2 separate regions of the Mus musculus genome follow, and region 1 is linked to region 2. A link is a loop called in an ENCODE intact Hi-C map of the cell type or tissue named here. Cell type or tissue: gastrocnemius. All regions are shown on one strand. Links, peaks and the distances in the headings refer to the core of each region. The heading gives the core; the rest is flanking DNA.

The links. Hi-C counts contacts between places; a loop is a spot of excess contacts. Peaks named below come from ENCODE experiments on the same cell type or tissue, not always from the same donor. Only the 100,000 strongest peaks of a DNase experiment are listed, where the experiment ranks them.
Region 1: a loop joins it to region 2, with 2.4 times the contacts of the local background. A loop is called at or near these places in 3 of 42 quality-filtered maps.

Annotation. Positions count from the first base shown.
Region 1 is chr2:32,302,018-32,307,386 of GRCm38, forward strand. It overlaps Golga2 (golgi autoantigen, golgin subfamily a, 2), which reads left to right. Exons shown (of 26, transcript NM_001080968.2): 13 at 125-266; 14 at 686-775; 15 at 879-986; 16 at 1,128-1,215; 17 at 1,567-1,904; 18 at 2,125-2,238; 19 at 2,617-2,862; 20 at 2,942-3,017; 21 at 3,193-3,278; 22 at 3,458-3,676; 23 at 3,756-3,858; 24 at 3,960-4,066; 25 at 4,143-4,299; 26 at 4,389-5,369. The coding sequence ends at 4,603. Among named protein-coding and RNA genes, the nearest start is that of Gm23363, 14 kb to the right of the region's middle. In gastrocnemius, for the core only: CTCF peaks have their summits at 1,124 and 2,609 (motif pointing right); a DNase peak (open chromatin) is centred at 2,633.
Region 2 is chr2:32,485,644-32,491,012 of GRCm38, forward strand. No RefSeq gene overlaps it. Among named protein-coding and RNA genes, the nearest start is that of Slc25a25, 37 kb to the left of the region's middle. In gastrocnemius, for the core only: CTCF peaks have their summits at 1,772, 1,971 and 3,214 (motif pointing right); DNase peaks (open chromatin) are centred at 1,669, 1,891 and 3,233.

The DNA of each region.
Region 1 (5,369 bases), core at 102-5,101, 180 kb before region 2:
AGGTAACTCAGTCTCTCTGAGTCCTGCTTTGCCCTGTGGCTGTGTGGCAAGGCTCATGCATCACTCTGAAATGTGTTCCTTTCTGTTCTTGGCTCCTTCCTTTCTGCTTTGCCTCTAACCACAGCAAAAGCAATGAGGACCTGAGGCAGCAGAACTCAGAACTGGAAGAGAAACTCCGAGTCCTGGTGGCAGAGAAAGCAGCTGCACAGTTGGGGGTGGAGGAGCTGCAGAAGAAGTTAGAGATGTCAGAGCTGCTGCTGCAGCAGGTGAGAGGTGCAGCCCTCACCCCGAGGCCCAGGCACACAGTCTCTGGTTCCTTGGGGGTGACCTGCAGCCAAATGCTGGACAGTTTAGAACCTCCTCCTCTCCTGTGGTAATATTTACTAATTGTTCAACAGTGGAGCCCTGGCCACACCTTGCTGACCTGTAACTCACCAGGTTAGCCTTGAACTCATGGTAATGAGCCTTCCAAGCACAGAGGTTGCAGGTGTGAGCCCCCACGCCTGTTGAAATGCCTTCATTCTGTTTCATTTAAATGGCCCTTGCAGGAGTCTGCTTAGCTCCTCCTGTCACTTTCTCATAGGGCAATGACCCCAGGTTGTCATCCTAGCTCGCACTCTTGTGGGGAGCACTGCAGCGGAACAGCCCAGGCTCCCAGACCTAACCCCTCATTTCCCTCGCACAGTTTTCTAGTCAGTCTTCGGCCGCAGGCGGTAATGAGCAGTTACAACATGCCATGGAGGAGCGGGCTCAGCTGGAGACCCATGTTAGCCAGGTGTGGATCTGTGGGGGCAGGGGAAGGGCATGACCCCAGATGGCCAAGGGCAGGTGAGGACCAAGGACACAGCCCCAAGTAACGTGTACATTGACCGATGCAGCTGATGGAATCACTGAAGCAGCTCCAGGTGGAGAGAGACCAGTATGCGGAGAACCTAAAAGGAGAGAGTGCCATGTGGCAGCAGAGGGTACAGCAAATGGCGGAGCAGGTGAGGCCTCGCCTCTGGTGTCTTTGCTTTTCCTGAGCATCAGCGTGGTGCAGCTGAGGGGTTCGGGGCTTTGGTTTTGCAGAGGTGGGCCTGGGGATGGATGGTGCCTGGGATCTCTAGCGCCCCCTGTGCCTTGGGCAGGTGCATACACTGAAGGAAGAGAAGGAGCACAGAGAACGGCAGGTACAAGAGCTGGAGACCAGCTTGGCCGCACTCCGGAGTCAGATGGGTGAGTAGCGCAAGGGTGACCTGAGAGCGGGAGTGGCTCAAAGGCCAGTGGCTTCCATAGCCCTGGGGGCAAGGGGGTGTGAGAGCATTGTAATGGGGCAAAAGGTCTCTGTCAGGACTGACCAGGTGACACGCCTTGTCATCTCTTATGTCCCTCTGTGTAAAACAGGGTGGCATGCCTACTGCTATACCTCTGCAGGTGACTGAGCACCACAGAACTATACTAGAGTAGCTTGACACACTTAGCTCATCTGAGACCCTGACAGAAAAGAAGCCAGAGCTTGGGGCAGGGAGCCTGACTCCCAGTAGAGCCAAGAGAGGACCCCCTCACTGTGCCTACTTCCTTTCTCAGAGGAGCCACCGCCTCCAGAGCCTCCAGCTGGGCCCTCCGAGGCGGAAGAGCAGCTGCAGGGAGAGGTCGAGCAGCTGCACAAGGAACTGGAGAGGCTGACGGGACAGCTACGGGCTCAGGTGCAGGACAATGAGAGCCTGAGCCACCTCAACCGGGAGCAGGAGGGGCGTCTGCTGGAGCTGGAGCGGGAGGCCCAGCGCTGGAGCGAGCAGGCCGAGGAGCGCAAGCAGATCCTGGAGAGCATGCAGAGTGACCGCACCACCATCAGCAGAGCACTGTCACAGAACCGAGAGCTGAAGGAGCAGCTGGCCGAGCTGCAGAACGGCTTCGTCAGGCTGGTGCGAATCCTGCAGGCCCTCCTTGCTCACAGGGAATGTAACCCTCAAGGGTGCTGTCCACCTCACATGAGGTGCTAGCTGTCAAAGCACCTCTCAATCCAGAGACCTGTGGTGTGTGGGAATGATCCAGCAGTCTTCCCTGCTCTGTGGGAGGGAGCACACATGCAATTCTGGGGACCCCTGCCACATTAGGTCCTACTGACTGCTGCCTTCTGTCCAGACCAATGAGAACATGGAGATCACCAGTGCGCTGCAGTCAGAGCAGCATGTCAAGAAAGAGCTAGCCCGGAAGCTGGGAGAGCTGCAGGAGAGACTGGGAGAGCTGAAGGAGACGGTAAGGCCTACCACGGGGGGTGCCAGTCATAACAGTCTAACTGCAGCCTGGAGCAGGCAGTCCTGGACTGCTCTTCATCTGTGCCAAGGCCAGAAGCTGCTGTTTATAGTTGTAGGTTATATAAGGCTCTGGGCTCAGGCTGGGTTCACATCCATGTGTTCAAATGCTTCCCATCTCCAAACCCATTCACTGAACTTAAAAGATGAGTTTCCTCAGAGAAGTGTTAAAGGTTAAATGAGAAATGTGCATAAAATATCAGGCACTAGTAGTTAGTGCAGAACAGGGTGGGTTGCTTTCCACTCTTGGCCTAAAGTGATGAGAAAGGTGGGTGTGAGGCTGGTTACAAAGGCACTGCCCTCATTCCTGGCCGTCCTGCAGGTGGAGCTCAAGAGCCAAGAAGCACAGGGTCTACAGGAGCAGCGAGACCAGTGCCTGTCCCACCTGCAGCAGTACGCTGCTGCTTACCAACAGCACTTGGCGGCCTATGAGCAGCTGACCTCTGAGAAGGAGGCAATACACAAGCAGCTTCTGCTGCAGACTCAGCTCATGGACCAGCTGCAGCATGAGGAGGTACAGGGCAAGATGGCAGCCGAGCTGGCCCGCCAGGAGCTGCAGGAGGCCCAGGTGAGGCAGCTGTTAAGGCTGGGCCCAGGGGGAGGACCTGGCCTCCTCTGTGCCTTCTCACTCTTTCCTGGCCCCATAGGAGCGCCTAAAAGCTACCAGCCAGGAGAACCAACAGCTCCAAGCCCAGCTGAGCCTCTTGGTCCTCCCTGGGGAAGGTAAGACCACCCAGGAGGAGAGGACTAGAGTTGATGTATTTGGAGAAGCTTTGATTGGGCTGACCCCAGGGTATTCAGTAGGGATACAGAGGTGGGGCTCTGAGCTCTCTTCCCCTAGCCCACTCAGTCTACCTGATGGGATTATTAGAGGAGACAACCTACTGTCTGCCCCCAGGAGATGTGGACCAGGAGGAAGAAGATGAGGAGGTTCCTCAGTCGAGTCTGGCCATCCCAGAAGACCTAGACAGTAGAGAGGCCATGGTGAGCTGGGCTCTGTCTTGCCCCTTCTCTTTTCTACCTCTGTGGTCCTCGGTTTCCTACCCTCTGACTTCTTTTGATTGCCACTTTGTGCCTGGAAGCCAGTGGTCAGTCTCCCTCTCTGCCCTGCCCCCTTTGTCCTGAGCATTTCCCTGAAAGGCACACCTCCCTCTTGTGTGCAGGTGGCATTCTTTAATGCCGCTATAGCCAGAGCAGAGGAAGAACAGGCCCGACTACGTGTGCAGCTGAAAGAGCAGAAGGCACGTTGCCGGAGTTTGTCTCACTTGGCAGCCCCAGTCCAAAGCAAGCTTGAAAAGGAGGCAGTGGTCCCCAGGAATGTGGATGACTCTGCATCTGAGGAGAGCAATCAGGCCCTACATGTAGCCATGGAGAAGCTGCAGGTGAGTTTGTCTGTGGGGGCTGGGAGTGTGGGGGCCAGCCAGGGCTCCTGAGTCCCTGAGACCTCTGTCTTGGCTCCAGAGCCGCTTCCTGGAGGTCATGCAGGAGAAAGTGGAGCTCAAGGAGAGGGTAGAGGAGCTTGAACATTGCTGCATTCAGCTTTCTGGAGAGACAGACACCATTGGTGAGGTGGAGCCCAGCCCAAGGCAGTGGGGGCTGTGCAGGGGGGTAGACTGGGGGAGCCACAGTGTCTGAGCCTTGTCCACCTGCCTGCCGTCTCCACAGGAGAGTACATTGCCCTTTACCAAAATCAGAGGGCGGTGCTGAAGGCTCGGCATTTGGAGAAGGAAGAATACATCAGCCGGCTGGCTCAGGACAAGGAGGAGATGAAGGTAGGCCTACACTTCTGTAGTCCAGGCCCTGCCTAATCTGGGCTGGGCCCTTCAAGTTGAGCTCCTTTTTCTCCAGGTGAAGCTGCTGGAGCTCCAGGAGCTGGTGTTGAGGCTTGTGAACGAGCGCAATGAATGGCAGGGCAAGTTCCTGGCCGTCTCTCAGAACCCTGGTGACGTGCTCACCCCAGTGCCCACAGGCTCCCAGGAATTTGGTGCTGCTGACCAGCAGGATGGTGAGTAGAGCTGTTGTCTCTTGGGAAGGCACAAAGGGGAGGAGTCCCATGGCGTGCAGAGCCATGACCCCCTCCCCCTTTCTCTAAAGACCTCAGGGAGGTGAGCCTGGCTGACGATATAGAGCCTGCACAAGGAGAGGCAGGGGTACCTGCTCCCCATGAGAACCCTACTGCACAGCAGATCATGCAGCTGCTGCGTGAGATCCAGAACCCCCGGGAGCGGCCAGGCCTGGGTAGCAACCCTTGCATCCCCTTTTTCTACCGTGCCGATGAGAACGACGAGGTGAAGATCATGGTTGTATAAAAGACTGGCGGCCAAAGCCTCAGCAAGGGCAGCCAGAGGTTCTGCCCCAACCCACACCCTTCCTCAGCCACCCTTATCTTTATAATAATAATAAGGTCAGACTCCATCCCCTCCAGGGGCTGGGGAAGTAGCTCAGTTGGTAGAGTGCTTGCCTGCTGTGCACACAGCCTTGGGTCCCCAGTACCTCTGAAAAGGCTGATACCTGTAATTTGAGTGCTTGGGAAGTGGAGGTGGAAGAATCAGCCATCCTCATCTACCTAGTGAGTTTGAGGCCACACTGGGCTACATGCGACCCTGTCTGAAAAAACCAAAAGATCAGGCTCCTATCTTAATGGGGGACACAGACTGGTACAGATCTGCCTCTTAGCCAGGGCAGTTTTACTTTGTAAATTCCTGTTACAGAAAGAACGCCAGAGACTCAGTGATGGAGCAGACTGTGCTGGGTGGCCTGGGGGCTTTCTCACCAAGGAGGGCCTCAGGCCTTACTCAGGACTCTGGGGCAGAACAGAGTGGCAGCATTCTCGTGCCCAGGTGCAGTGCAGGCTGGTAAACTGGCCTAGCATTCAGCAGGGCTTCTAAGTTTTCACCGGCTCAGTCCTCCCTATCCTCCTTTTCCTCCCCGCCCCCATTTTATCTTCATTTTCTTTACGGAGTGTCTCCTGTAGCCCGAGCTGAGCCCCTGCCTCACCGCTGTGCCTGGTGGTTGGCAGTGCTAAGCAGGCACTCTACCAAGTGATTTACCCCCAGCACTCCCTGCCTTTTTCCT
Region 2 (5,369 bases), core at 315-5,314:
TCACTGTGTAGCCCAGACTAGCCTGGAGCTCCTGATCTTCTTGCCTTGATCTTCTGAGTGCTAGGATTACAGGAGCATGAACTAATTGATTTATTTTCTGTATGGGAGTACACTGTAGCTGGACAGACAGTTGTGACAGACAGATGGTTGTGAGACATCATGTAGTTGCTCTGTCTCCACTCACTCCTGCCCAAAGATTTATTTATTATTATATGTGAGTACACTGTAGCTGTCTTCAGACACACCAGAAGAGGGTTTCAGATGGCTCATTACGGATGGTTGTGAGTCATCATGTGGCTGCTGGGATTTGAACTCATGACCTATGGAAGATTAGTCGGCGCTCTTAACCGCTGAGCCCTCTCTCCAGCCCCTGAGCTAATTCTTATATTGCAATGTTTTTCTCAGTCTGAAACTCAGCAGTGCCCCTCCTTCACTGTATTTTGGAGGCTGATTCCAACAGATCAACCCCATTCTAGCATCCATCTCTAGCTCCTGTCTTCTCATCCATCCCATGCCAGCCACACTGGCCGCTTGTCACGGCATGAAGCCCTAACTTTCTACCTCCAGCCGCAGGATGCTTTCTTTTCTGGCCTCTGCCTCTCACATTGTCTCTCTCCCCAGTTGGCTCCTCACAGCTCCTGTGTTATCAAAGTAGTTGTCTGGGTAAGTACTAGCACCGGAGACTTATCTGTAGGAGAAAGTGTGGGCCTGACCTGGCAGCCAGCCTGCCCGGCACATGGCACTTCTAAATAAGAAGCACGGTGTACCATGCTCATGAGTATGCCCAGAAGTCAGAACAGAGGATTCTGAAGTAGCCTGACAGTTGGGAGCTGGCCTGCTGAGGCTGCCCTCTCCACATCTCTTTTTATGTGCTTCTCTCGCACCGAGATCCTGGTGGTATGGGCGCTCACTGTCCAGTCTGAGGTAATGTGCTAACCAGTCACAGACGATAGCTTCCGCGATATGAGTGCTTGCTGGTGTGTAATACAGCAGATGCTGTTCCCTGAAGCCCTGTCCAGAGTGATTTACTGACATCTCTGCATCCTTTACTGACCAGTAGGCATTGCAGTCTTATCTAGGGACACCCCGGTGATGACAGCATGTCACCCACCTACCCAACCATGTGTTGATGGGATTTAGAACTGGGACTCTGGTGAAATGACCCCGGCTAGATGAGCTAAGTACTGGGCTCTCGCTGCAGTATTGCTGCTTTCTGAGGAGAGTCGGAGGGGATGGAGATGCGGCTCAGCTGGCAAAGTGTTTACTGCGCAAGCATGAGGACCCAAGCTCTATTCCCAGGTGGTTCATGTGCCCATAATCCTACCACTGGCTAGGATTCCTGCGCTAAGTGCCTGCCAGTCTAGCTGATTTGACAAGCTCTAGATTCAGAAGGAAACCCTCTCAAAAAAATAAGGTAGGCAGAGGTTGAGGAGGACACCTGCTAATAACCTCCAGCCTCCACAGACCCCTGTACTCATATGTGTGTTCATGTACAGGGTCACCTGCCCATACAGAGGACTGTATTGCGGCTGGAGAGATAGCCCAGTGATTAAGAACTCTTTTGTTCTTGCAGAGGACTGGTTCATTTCCTAGCACCCACGTGCAGTGGCTCACAACTACCTGGAACTCCATCCAGTTCCTGATGAGCCTCCGCCCTCTTCTGGCCTCTGAGGGTACTGCATGTAGATGATGCACAGACAGGCTGGCCCAAACACCCACACACAGGAACTTAAAACATAATAAATCTTTAAAAAAAAATGTGTGGAGCTGAAGAGATTTCTTGGTGGTTGAGAGCACTGGCTGCTCTTGCATGATACATAATCATGTATGTACAATCATGATTCCAGCATTCTCATGACAGCTAAAGACTGTTGTAAGTTCCGCTTCCTAAAGCATCTGGCGCCCTCTTCTGGCCTTCTTAAGTACTGCGTGATCTTGGGGTACTTTCATACATGCACTCAAAACACCAAAAGACATAAAAAGAAAATAAACATTGCTGGGTATAGTGGCACAAGCCTTTAATCCCTGCAATTGGGATGCAGAAGCAGGCAGATCCCAGATCTCTATGAGTTCAAAGTCAGCCTGATCTACTTAGTAAAGTTCCAAGACAGCCAGGGCTACATAGTGAGTCCCTGCCTCATAAGTAAATAACAACAAAAATAAACAAAAGTCGCCCGGCATGGCGCACGCCTTTAATCCCAGCACTCGGGAGGCAGAAGCAGGCGGATTTCTGAGTTCAAGGCCAGCCTGGTCTACAGAGTGAGTTCCAGGACAGCCAGGGCTACACAGAGAAACCCTGTCTCGAAAAAAACCACAAATAAATAAATAAATAAATAAATAAATAAATAAAAATTTAAAAGTCTTTGGAAATTTATATATATGTGTGTGTGTGTGTCTTTTAGATTTACTATTCACTGTGTATGTCTGCGTGATGGCACAGAGTGTGTGCCACCACACATGTGTCACACTGCACGTGTGTGGAAGTCACCTCCTTGCACCAGTGACTTCCTGGGATCAGGTTCAGTTTCCCAGGCTTGAATGTAAGTCCTTCACCCCTGAGCAGTCTGGGAACTGAACCCAGGTCCTCAGCAAGGGCAGCACAGGCCATCTCTTAGACCCCACCCTTCACGGTGTTCCACGTAGCCCAGTCTGCTGAACCTGGCCTTGAACTCCTGATCATTCTGCCTATATCTCCCAGGTGCTGAGTTACAGGTATGTGCTCACCAAGCCTAGCTCAAAATAAATGTCCAAATGATAAGGAAAGGAGCTGAGATATATGTGTGTACACTACATGTATGTTATATTTACCTGCATATAATATATATATATTGTGTGTATATATAATGTATATATATTATATGCATATATTTGCTGGTGGTGGTGGTTGGTTGGTTTGGATTTTTTGAAACGGGGTTTCTCTGTGGCCTGGTTGTCCTGGAACTCACTTTATTGACCAAGCTGGCCTTGAACTCAGAGCTCTACCTGCCTTTTAACACCCCCACCCCTTCTGCCACCTGCCCCGAGTGCTGAGTTTAAAGGAGTGTTCCACCATGCCCGACAGTGCTGTTATATTTTAACAGGAGGCATTTTTCTTTTTTTAGGCAATGAAATGAATGATACATTTTTCAAGTAACCCAGTCTGGCTCCAGCCTGGGCCTGCAGGAGGCATTGTGACTAATTTGCCAGGACCGGGACTAGCAGAAACTGTCGGCTGTGAACCTCTCTGTCCTGTAGGTGGCGGTAGAGAAACCGTACCAAGCCTCAAGCTCAGCTCCAGCTGGAGGGAGAGCTCTGGTGGCTAGCCCAGGGGGCTGTCCTAGGTGCAAAGAGAGCTCAGGAAAAGAAGTCAGGGTCCCCACCCATCCTAGACCAGATTCTAGGCCTCAGTTTCCCCTACAGTGCTCAGAGTGCTTAGAGACTCCAAAGGTTCTAGACCTGCTCAGCCCAGGAAGCATCTGCGCCCCTGACGACCATGTTCCTGTCCGATCTTGCCACTCACCCCTCCCTCCCCTGGGTGGTAATGTTCTCCTTACCCCCTCGAAGGGGAAACTGAGGCTCCAAAAGATTAAATGACCTTCCAAAGTGAAGCACGGTGTGCGGTCAGAGCAAGAAAAAAAAGCTCACTGCCTTCTCACAGGGGATCCACAGAGCAGGCAGGGTTCTCTCCCGAAGAAGCGCTTGCTGAGGCTGGAGGCGGCTCACTGGGAAAGGCGCTTGACACAAAGTCTGACACTCTGAGCCCCAGGGTCTACATGGTGGAAGAAGATGGATGGTGAACCAACTCCTGAAAGCCAACCTGTAGAATGCTTACACACACACACACACACACACACACACACACACACACCAACGTAAAAAATGAAAATCATTGATTTATTGGAGAGGAAATAGAAAAAATAAACCAATAAAATGGGGGGGGGCGTTTAAAGCCATTTATCAATGGCTTTAAACAGAATAGGTAAATCAGCAGAAAAATACTTGTTAAATCTATCTCTGACGAAAGATTCAGATCTCAAAGATGCAACTAATGCTTCAGCTCAGCAAAACAGCTTAGTTTGACAGATTGGCAAAATGGGTCTTGAGCGGTTAAGAGCACTTGTTGCTCTTGGAGAGGACCAGGTTTGATTTCCAGCCCCCACGTCAGCTCACAAGCACCTGTAGATGGTTCAGTTCCAGGGAATCTGTTTTGACCTCTTTGGCAGTCAGACACGCATGTAGTATTGTATTAATCAGGGTTCTCTAGAGTCACAGAACTTATAGTCTTTATATAGTAAGGGAATTTATTGATGACTTACACTCTGCAGTCCAACTCCCAACAATGGTTCAGTAGTAGCTGTGAATGGAAGTCCAAGGATCTAGCAGTTGCTCAGTCCCACACGGCAAGCAGGTGAATGATACTCCCTTCTTCCAATGTCCTTACATGGTCTCCAGCAGAAGGTGTAGCCTAGAGTAAAGGTGTGGTGGCACCACACTTTTAATCCCAGATGACCTTGAACTCAGAGATCTCCCTGTCTTAATCTTCTGGAATCCATAGCTACTATGCCTCAAGATCTCCATACCAAGATCTAGATCAGACACTTCTATCTCCCAGCCTCCAGATTAGGGTCACTGGTAAGCCTTCCAATTCTGGATTGTAGTTCATTCCAAATATAGTCAAGTTGACAACCAGGAATAGCCACTACAGGTGTGCAGGATCACACAGGCAAAACACTCATGCACATAAAATAATCTAAAACCAAAAACTGCTTGTTCTTCAAGGGCCAAAGTCAGGCACATGCCTGTTGAAGAGCCACCAGTGCTTCTAGTCACTGAGCCATCTCTGAGACAGAATCTCATTCAGGAACCTAAGCTGGTCTTGAACCCATGACTGTCCTCTTCCCTAGTCTCAGAAGTGCTGGAGTTGCAGAGGTGGCACCCTGCCCAGCTAGTCTGTTCTTGTTTATTGCTGAATAGTGTTCCACTAGGACACACCCTGTGGAATGAACATCAGCAAGGGCTCTTGGGAGATGAAAACAGGAGAAAGTCAGCATGGCCTACATAGCCCTTCTAAGCCCACCAGAACTACAAGATCTTATCTAATATAAATATATAATATGTGATTATATATAATTATTTATATATGTACATTTATATACACATGTATATAAATAATTATACATAGATTATATAATTGTGGTGGTTTAAATATGCTTGGCCTATGGGAAGTGGCACTATTAGGAGGAGTGGCCTTGTTGGAGTGGGTGTGGCCTTGTTGGAGGAAGTTCATCATTGTGGGGGTGGGCTTTGAGATCCTATGCTCAAGCTCCACCCAGTGTGGAAGAGAGTCTCCTTCTGCTGCCTTCTGATCAAGATGTAGAATTCTTGGCTCT